Linked DNA regions of Homo sapiens: region 1 is linked to region 2. A link is a loop called in an ENCODE intact Hi-C map of the cell type or tissue named here. Cell type or tissue: natural killer cell. All regions are shown on one strand. Each heading gives the region's core, and the rest is flanking DNA. Links, peaks and the distances in the headings are about the cores only.

Region 1 (4,385 bases), core at 203-4,202, 87 kb after region 2:
CCTGAGCCAAGTGTCAAGCAGCAGGAGGGTGTCCTTCGTGAACTCTGAATTTATGGGGCTGAGTCTGAGAGCGAAGAGATGCCAACAGTAGCGACTGAGAACATTCTGGATGATTTTAGTAAACCCCGAACAAATTCCTTATACACCAAGGAGCATTCTCCTTGTTAGAAATTCCTCCAGACCACGACTCTGGCCCTGGCCCTGGGGTGAGGAGATAGGGTGCCTGGCCGTAGTGGATCTAAAACGGGATGACACCGGAAACCTGTGGGGAGGACGCCGTCCTTGTCGCCCCTTGACAGAGGGGGCACAGAGGCCTTAGAGAAACAAAAATAAAAATAGCAATTGTTTGCCACTTCCCTCCCTAATAAAGTGTTCTCTCCAAACCTGGTTTCCACTCTATTTCTGAACTGTTTCGCCCCATGGTGTGTAGGAAGCCAGGGTAAATGTGGGAGTGGGAGGAAGGGGACACAGGCAGCAACTCAAAGGAAGGCAGAATTAGTAGCCGTCTGGGAACCGGGGGCGGGGGCATTCTAGAAATGCGAAGAGGTCGAATAGCCAGCTGGGTCCGGAGTCTCCTCACCTCTGGTGTCTTAGCGGAGCATGAGTGTGTATGTATGTGTGTGTATATGTGTGTATATTTATTTGCGCATATGCACGTGTGTATGTGTGTGTGCATGCATGTGTGTATATGGGTAAGTGTGCAGTGTGTGTTTACGTGCATGCATGCATGTATGGGTGTAGATATGTGGGTGTGTAGATAAGTGTGGGTGGGCACATGCGTACACCCACTGGAGGGGTGCGATGGAAGTTGTGTGCAGCTGCGTGAGCGTTACTGACCATCCTGTGGTTTGCTGATAGCTGCTTAATCTGGGTTGTGTGTTTCCTCCCTCCCCAAGCAGACACTCAGGGTGCTCCGTGATGCACCGGGACGCTAATATTTTCACACCTGCAATCTGTATTGTTCTTTTCTCCTTCGGAGAGCAATATTGCCCTTCTGGGTGCTTAAGCAGGAAACACAGGACCAGATAATTTAAGAGGAGCCTTAATGCTCAGGGCCAGAACAGACAGACGGGCCTGAACAAGGTCACAGGCCGTCCAGGGAGTGCAGGGCTAGGGCAATGCCAGCCCACTTCCTTCCAGCCGAGCGCTCCCTTCACGGTGACCACCTTCCCTTCAACGTCTTTGTTTCCCGGCTGTAAAATGGGCATGTTGCATACAGCTATGTAGGAAGTGTTTGCAAGTGCCCAGGCTCTGGGAATTTGAGTAAAGAAGGCCCTTTGTCAGTGGCGCACACAGCCTCGGCTTTCTTCACCTTGTCAGTTGTCCATTCAGGTGGAGTAGCTATGAACACCCACTTACCCTTCACGTATCCTAGGATCAGGACTGTGCCTGCAGTGACCACGAAGGCTGGGGAGCCAGATGGCTATGGACCTCACGAGGGCCTGCCAGTTCCCAGGAAGGGGGTCTGGGCTGCCAGGACAGGGGGCAGCAGCAGGACTCAGAGAGAGGGGTTGCCTCGCAGTGAGCCCTGCCCATCTCTCGTGCGGTGGGAAGGTGGTTTAAACCCTGCCCTTACCCCATGCTCTGAGGTCTCCGGAAGACACAGGTGCTATATATAAAACTAAGACTATTATCTCACTCTTGCTAAGTTTCCACCCTCGCGGCTTACTGTACACCACCGGGGAGAACATTTCCTGAAGCCCTTCTCCCGGAGCTCTGAGGCCAGGGTGAGGGACGCCTTCTGAGAGAGAAAACCTTCCCCGCAGGGAGGCCTTTTGCAGAACAGGGAGGAGAATAAAAATGTCCAGGCAAATGCCCAACCTCACCCTAGTGAGCTTCCCACTAGCTGAGCTGGGGACCAACATGGTACCAGCCTACAGGGAAGCCCCTCATCTTCCCCCTTTTGCCTTTTAACATGGAGTCTCTGGGTCAGGGATGGACACGGTGGTGAGGGATGCTAAGTATGAGCAGACACCCTAGTGGGTTCAGCTCAAACTCCAGAGGGGATGGGGATGGGCAACACTCCTGAGGAACTTCTGTTCAGCACTCGTCATCGCCAGGACAAATGATGGGAGGTCCAGGTTGGGAGGTTTCCATTTAAGCGTTGGTTCCTTGCAATTTCCCTGGGTAGTTTTTTCAAACAACCCATGATTGTCATTTTCGGTCGGACGATCCCCATTGTTTGGGACTGTCCAGCACACTGAAGGTCACTGAGCATCTGGGCATCTGGGCCTTGGAGCACTATTTGCCATTGTGCAACATACACAACACACACACACACACACACACACACTCTCTCTCTCTCTCTCTCTCTCTCTCTCTCTCTCTCTTTCAAAACACCCTCTAGGGCTGGAGGCAGGTACTGCATCTGGTTAGGAACCACTGCAAGGAATTATTTACCTTGGCAACATCTCAAGAGGATATCGAACTGGAGTCAAAGGATTTTGGGGAGGTGGAGTAGGAAGGAGGTAGAGGATGTTAGGCTGAGAAATGTCCTGTCAGCTTGGACATGGTGTTGGCCAAATTTTTTTAAGTGAAGAATTTTCATTTTTTTTGTCCTATTTATGAGCACCCAATTGACTGAGCACCCTCAGTTAATTGGAGAATCTTGTGCATTTTGTTTGGCTTTGTTTTCATTCTTTCTTAATAAGAATGTCTTAATAAGATGTCTCTTAATAAGCACTATTACCTGTGGGGCCAGCTTCATGAATGCAGTTGCACAGGCCGCATGCTCAGAAGGGCCCTGCTTTTGGGGTTGAATGCCTGGCCCATTGCTGCCTTGAAATTCTTAATAATTCTTTGAGTTGGTGTTTGTAAGTGAAGTCCAGTGGGACAATGAAGCATGAATTCTCTGGGCTCCAGTCCCACCTGACTTCCTTCTCCCCACCCCTGGCAACTACTGACTCTTCTGATCCCATCAGGGGCCTGGGTGAAGGTTCAGGGAGGGATAGAGTTGGCGTCACTGGTGTCCCAAGGCAGGGTGTGGTGGCCATCCCTACCCCAGGCTGGCAGGGCCAAAAAGTGGACAACTGCATGAGAATCCAGCTCACTCCAGATCCAAATACCAAGCGTGTCCCAGCATGAGTGTGTAATCGCTTTGGGTCTGCCCAGGCAGGTGTGTGGGAAGAGGGGACCTCTCTGCTCCTGGCCCAGCACCTGGTAGAGGACGGCAGTAGACGCTTAAGAGTGGCCAGAGTCAAGGGGCGGGATCCCAGCATCTTGTGAGACTCTGCACTCATTAAACAGCAAATAAGAAACACTGTATCAAGTTGAGAGAAACCCTGCAGAAGAAAGGAAGGAAACGGTTTATTTTAGTACGTTTTATGGCACTTTTTTCCTGCTTTTTGAACAAGGGCGCTGCATTTTTACTTTGCACTGGGCCCTGAAACTTACGTAGCTGGCCCCTACTTGCTTACTTCATTGCTATCTGCAGTTTCTGTTTATTTTCTGTCTCCCGTTTCTAAAAAGAAATAACTAGTTAAAAGGGCTCACCATGAACACAGGTGCTTCCATTTGTTTCCCCCTTTCTGTTCTTCTGAGGGACATTATCACCAGCCAATCACCAGCTGCCCCACCCCAGACTTCTTTTCCAATGCTACCTGTTAGCACGGCACCTTCTGAAGGAGGCCGTGAGTCAGGGGAGAGGAGACAGGGGCAGGGAAGACAGATTTATCTGTCACTGGGATGTGGCTGAATTTTGTGGTGGGTGGGTTGTGAATCTTCCCATTAGGGAGTGATTTCTTCCCAGGTAGTTATGAGCTAGTGCTGGCCCCAGGCAGGATGCTGTCAGGATACTAGACAGGGAACCATAAAGCAAGGTTGCAAGAAATGAGGCTCTGCTCTCATCAGCAAGCTTTACTAAGGGACTCTCTTCAAGCAGGGAGATAGTGCTGCACCAAACAAGTTAAGCACTGTCCTTGGGCAGGAGTATCATGCCGTAAGACATGGCCCAAGAGAGAATGACAGTGAGGAAACCTAATTGCAGGTCAGGTGGGCCTGTAGACAGGGACAGGTGAGGGCTAGGCCCTGCCCACTGCCGCTTCTCACCGTTGGTCCCCAGTCATGGAAGTTTCATATTTAGACAAAGGAAGGTCAGGGAAGTATCACGTCTTCTGCTTTACCTAGGAAGTTCTTGTTGGGGGGAAGTTGGATGTCAGGAGCCACTGTGCCTGCCTCTACCCTAGTCCCCTCCACAGCCTGCTGCATAGTTTCCAAGTGTCCCAGGACCGCAGTGACACCCACCCCACCCATACATTTTAAGTGTTAGCCACTTCTTGTCTGTTACTATAAAATGCACATCAGACATTCCTAGACCCATCGGAGACCTGGAGAGGCCAGACACTGGACATCCTCCTACCACTGGGCCAGACACACCCACGGCAGCC
Region 2 (4,385 bases), core at 312-4,311:
GTGGTGTGATCATAGCTCACTGCAGCCTCAACCTCCTGGGCTCAAAATAATCCTCCCACCTCAGCCTCTTGGGTAGCTGGGACCACAGACACACAGCATCCTGCCCAGCTAATTTTTTAGTTTTTTTGTAGAGACAGAGTTTCACCATGTTGCTCAGGCTTGTCCCGAACTCCTGGGCTCAAGCGATCCACCCGCGTCGGCCTCCGAAAGTGCTGGGTTTGTAGGCCTGAGCCACTATGCCTGGTTTAATAAACAGTTTTCTTCCTGTGTTGCTTTTGTTAAGAAAAATGAGACACACACCCCTTTCCTTTCTTCTAATGATGAGGCAGAGAACAGAATATTTTCCACTTGACGTTCTCCCCCTTTCTTCTCAAACCAGTTTGGCATTTTTCCACTTTCCACCTTCAGGTTCAAAGCGTGTCTGGGTGATGAGAACCAGGACACAGCTGGAACTCCGGCCATGGCGGGAGCTCACGCCTACCCTGTAGGCATAACATTCTAGGTTTCCCTTTTTTTCAGCAATAATACCTGGGTATAGTGGGAAAGAAGCTGGAATCAATCCTGGCTCCAGCACTTACCAGCCACAACCTTGGACACAGACCTCTATGACTCTATTTTCTCCTCTGTAAAGTGGGTTCAGATGAACCACTGAGACCAGTTGTTGACTGTCTCAGGTTGCAAGGGACAGAGATCAATGCTGGTCCCCACAGGCCGGGGAGCACAATTGTAGGGATAAACTAGAAGTAAAGCAACACTGGAAATCAGTTTGGCATCAAGACAATCAGATCTTCAGGAGAACTGGAGTGTTGTTCAGGATCCCACAGCAGCAGGTGTGCCTTCAGAAGCAGTGCCCACGCTGTGCCCCACGGAGTGACTGTGCCCAAGGCGTGACTCAGTTTCCCAGGGACCCTGCAGCGTCTGCAGCTGCTCCTTGTGCCCCTGCGGCTCTGTCTTCACGCGCCTTCGCCCTGCCTCGTGGCTTCTGCTTACTCACAAGTTTCCCCACTGCCCTTCTCCTGGCTGTCCCTCAGCCGCAGAAGTCCCCTCCATGTGTCTCTCCTCCTGCCAGCTCCCACAGGGCTGCCTCAGACAGAAGAGGCTCCCAGGCCTGGTCAGGGGTGGGGTCACAGGTACGCAGCGGGGTCACTGCGTTCAGGAAACTGCCAGGGGCTGGTGTTCTCGGAGAGGAGCCGCAGCTGGGCAGCCACTCAGCACACATCCTGTCCAGTTACGGGCCCTTTGTATAGATGAGGAAATGGCCCCCTTGGAAGATTCAGTATTGACGAGCCGCAGAGCAGCCATCACATCACACTGTGCTCTGGTGTCTCCAACCCCGTCACACTCCTCTGCTTCCTGTTTCTGTTCACCCACGCAGGATGCCGAGGGAAGCGGGGCTTCTCCTGCCTCTACCTGCCTTCAGCCCCTGTTCTGACATGACCTGAGTGCCACCCATCAAAAGACCCGTCCACCCCAAAACATCCCCAACCCACATCCCACTGCTAGTCCCTGATGAATTAGACAGTGAAGGCCTGATCTCCCCGAGACCCCAGTGAGCCCGCCATTGGCATGACGGTCAGATGAGTCCTGGGACAGTGGGAGGGCAGGCGCCAGGCTCAGGAAACGGAGGAGCAGCAGGAGAGGTGCTCCCATGTGGCACAGTTCAGAGGCGGGAGCCTGGGGTGCCAGTGAGAAACAAGGCAAGGTCTCCACTTTAACCTCTCACCTAGGACTCCCAGTGTGCAGCTGATCAGGTTTTTGGGCCCTGAACTGGAACATACCATTTTTAGACAGTGAGATAAAGATTCAAAATCAGGACTGCCCTGGAAAATCCAAGACCTATTGTGGTGTTCAGGTTGGGTGTTGTGTGGTTGGGTCAAACTTCATTTGAGAGCTTCAGTCAACCACAGGTGGCTGGGGCCCAGGAAGGAGGCGGCTCTTGCAAACAGATAAGGGCCACACTGGTGAGAGGCGCTCTCCCCAGAGCAGTAGGCCCCAACTGCTCACAGTTCCTGTGGTAAACTCGGTTCACTTGTGAAGATCAGGAGAGACAGGACCCATTACCTCCTCCTTGTGAAGATCAGGAGAGACAGGACCCATTACCTCCTCCTTGTGAAGATCAGGAGAGACAGGACCCATTACCTCCTCCTTGTGAAGATCAGGAGAGACAGGACCCATTACCTCCTCGTGAAGATCAGGAGAGACAGGACCCATTACCTCCTCCTTGTGAAGATCAGGAGAGACAGGTCCCATTACCTCCTTGTGAAGATCAGGAGAGACAGGACCCATTACCTCCTCCTTGTGAAGATCAAGAGAGACAGGACCCATTACCTCCTCCTTGTGAAGATCAGGAGAGACAGGACCCATTACCTCCTCCTTGTGAAGATCAGGAGAGACAGGACCCATTACCTCCTCCTTGTGAAGATCAGGAGAGACAGGACCCATTACCTCCTCCTTGTGAAGATCAGGAGAGACAGGACCCATTACCTCCTCCTTGTGAAGATCAGGAGAGACAGGACCCATTACCTCCTCGTGAAGATCAGGAGAGACAGGACCCATTACCTCCTCCTTGTGAAGATCAGGAGAGACAGGTCCCATTACCTCCTTGTGAAGATCAGGAGAGACAGGACCCATTACCTCCTCCTTGTGAAGATCAAGAGAGACAGGACCCATTACCTCCTCCTTGTGAAGATCAGGAGAGACAGGACCCATTACCTCCTCCTTGTGAAGATCAGGAGAGACAGGACCCATTACCTCCTCCTTGTGAAGATCAGGAGAGACAGGACCTATTACCTCCTCCTTGTGAAGATCAGGAGAGACAGGACCCATTACCTCCTCCTTCTCTCCACCACGCATCTTCCTCCTGTGTCCCCTCAGCCACTGAAGGTTTCAATGTGCCCTGATTTGTCCTCTCTTCCCAGTTGTCTGTATACAAAGTGCCCAGCTATTCCTCCCACTTTGCAGATGGAGAAATGGAGGCCTTAAGGCAGTGAGAAAGTTTTCCATGATGATGGTTAGACAGTGAGATTCAAAGATTCAAAATCAGGACTGCCCTGGAAACTCCAAGACGTCTTGTGGTGTTCCGGTTGGGTGAATACTTTCCAAGAGCACATGTGGAGGCTGAACAGGATTCCACTGAAAGCTGCTGTCATTTAAGAATCAGTCAGGCTGGGAACGGTGGCTCACGCATGTAATCCCAGCACTTTGGGAAGCTGAGGTGCATGGATCACCTGATATCAGGAGTTCAAGACCAGCCTGGCCAACATGGCGAAACCCTGTCTCTATTAAAAATACAAAAATTGGCTGGGCGTGGTGGCTCACGTCTGTAATGGCAGCACTTTGGGAGGCTGAGGTGGGTGGATCATGAGGTCAGGAGATCGAGACCATCCTGGCTAACATGGTGAAACCCCATCTCTACTAAAAATACAAAAAATTAGCCCAGCGTGGTGGTGGGTGCCTGTAATCCCAGCTACCAGCGAGGCTGAGGCAGGAGAATTGCTTAGACACAGGTTACAGAGGTTGCAGTGAACCGAAATCGCACCACTGTACTCTAGCCCGGGCAACAGAGTGAGACTCCATTTCAAAAAAAAAAAAGAATCAGTCAGTTGGTCATATCTATCCCCAGGAAGATACTGTGCCTTGTGTCCAGGGCTTAGTTGACAGCTGTGAGAATCAAAATACAAAAAAGATGAAAATTTCTGCTCCGGACAGATGTGGTCTAGTTGCGGAGGTAAAACAGGAAAGCAGAGAATTAGGGACTGAAATTCAACCTGAGCTTGGGTCCCCAAGCTGTATGCCCTGGTCAAAGGCTGGAAGAGCCACCTTTTTTTTGTTGTTTTTTTTGTTTTTTGTTTTTTTTTTTTTTGAGACAGAGTCTCCCTTATGTTGCCAGGCTGGAGTGCAGTGGAGCTATCTTGGCTCACAGTAACCTCCACCTCCCAGGTTCAAGCAATTCTCCTGCCTCAGCCTCCTGAGTAGCTGGGATTACAGGCACCTGCCACCACGCCTAGATAATTTTTGTATTTTTAGTAGAGACGGGGTTTCACCGTGTTGGCCAGGATGGTTTCGATCTCCTGACCTTGTGATCTACCCGCCTCAGCCTCCCAAAGTGCTAGGGTTACAGGTGTGAGCCACCACGCCCAGCAAGAGCCACCTTTTAAAAATCTGCACCAAAGGTGCCATATGGGCTAGTGGAGACCCTGGGAGAAGTGAGATCCCCCAGGAGGGCCAAGCTAGACAGAGTTCTTTAACCTTAAGACAATTGGCAATAGGAGCTGGGCATGATGGCTCATGCCTATAATCCTAGCACTTCAGGAGGCTGAGGCAGAAGGACTGCTTGAGCCCAGGAGCTTGAGACCAGCCTGGGCAACATAGCAAGACCCTGTCTC

Evidence for each region. Peaks named below come from ENCODE experiments on the same cell type or tissue, not always from the same donor. Only the 100,000 strongest peaks of a DNase experiment are listed, where the experiment ranks them.
Region 1: a loop joins it to region 2, with 2.2 times the contacts of the local background. A loop is called at or near these places in 1 of 110 quality-filtered maps.

The regions. Positions count from the first base shown.
Region 1 is chr1:226,709,351-226,713,735 of GRCh38, reverse strand. The region is part of intron 2 of ITPKB (inositol-trisphosphate 3-kinase B); the gene reads left to right. Among named protein-coding and RNA genes, the nearest start is that of ITPKB, 28 kb to the left of the region's middle. RefSeq lists enhancers at 717-786, 1,287-1,366, 1,727-1,786, 1,977-2,026. In natural killer cell, for the core only: CTCF peaks have their summits at 2,147 and 2,352; DNase peaks (open chromatin) are centred at 985, 1,635, 2,355 and 3,570; H3K27ac peaks cover 1,820 bases.
Region 2 is chr1:226,796,056-226,800,440 of GRCh38, reverse strand. No RefSeq gene overlaps it. Among named protein-coding and RNA genes, the nearest start is that of ITPKB, 59 kb to the right of the region's middle. RefSeq lists an enhancer at 1,084-1,133. In natural killer cell, for the core only: no CTCF peak of the experiment used is centred there; DNase peaks (open chromatin) are centred at 370, 1,340 and 1,910; H3K27ac peaks cover 1,515 bases.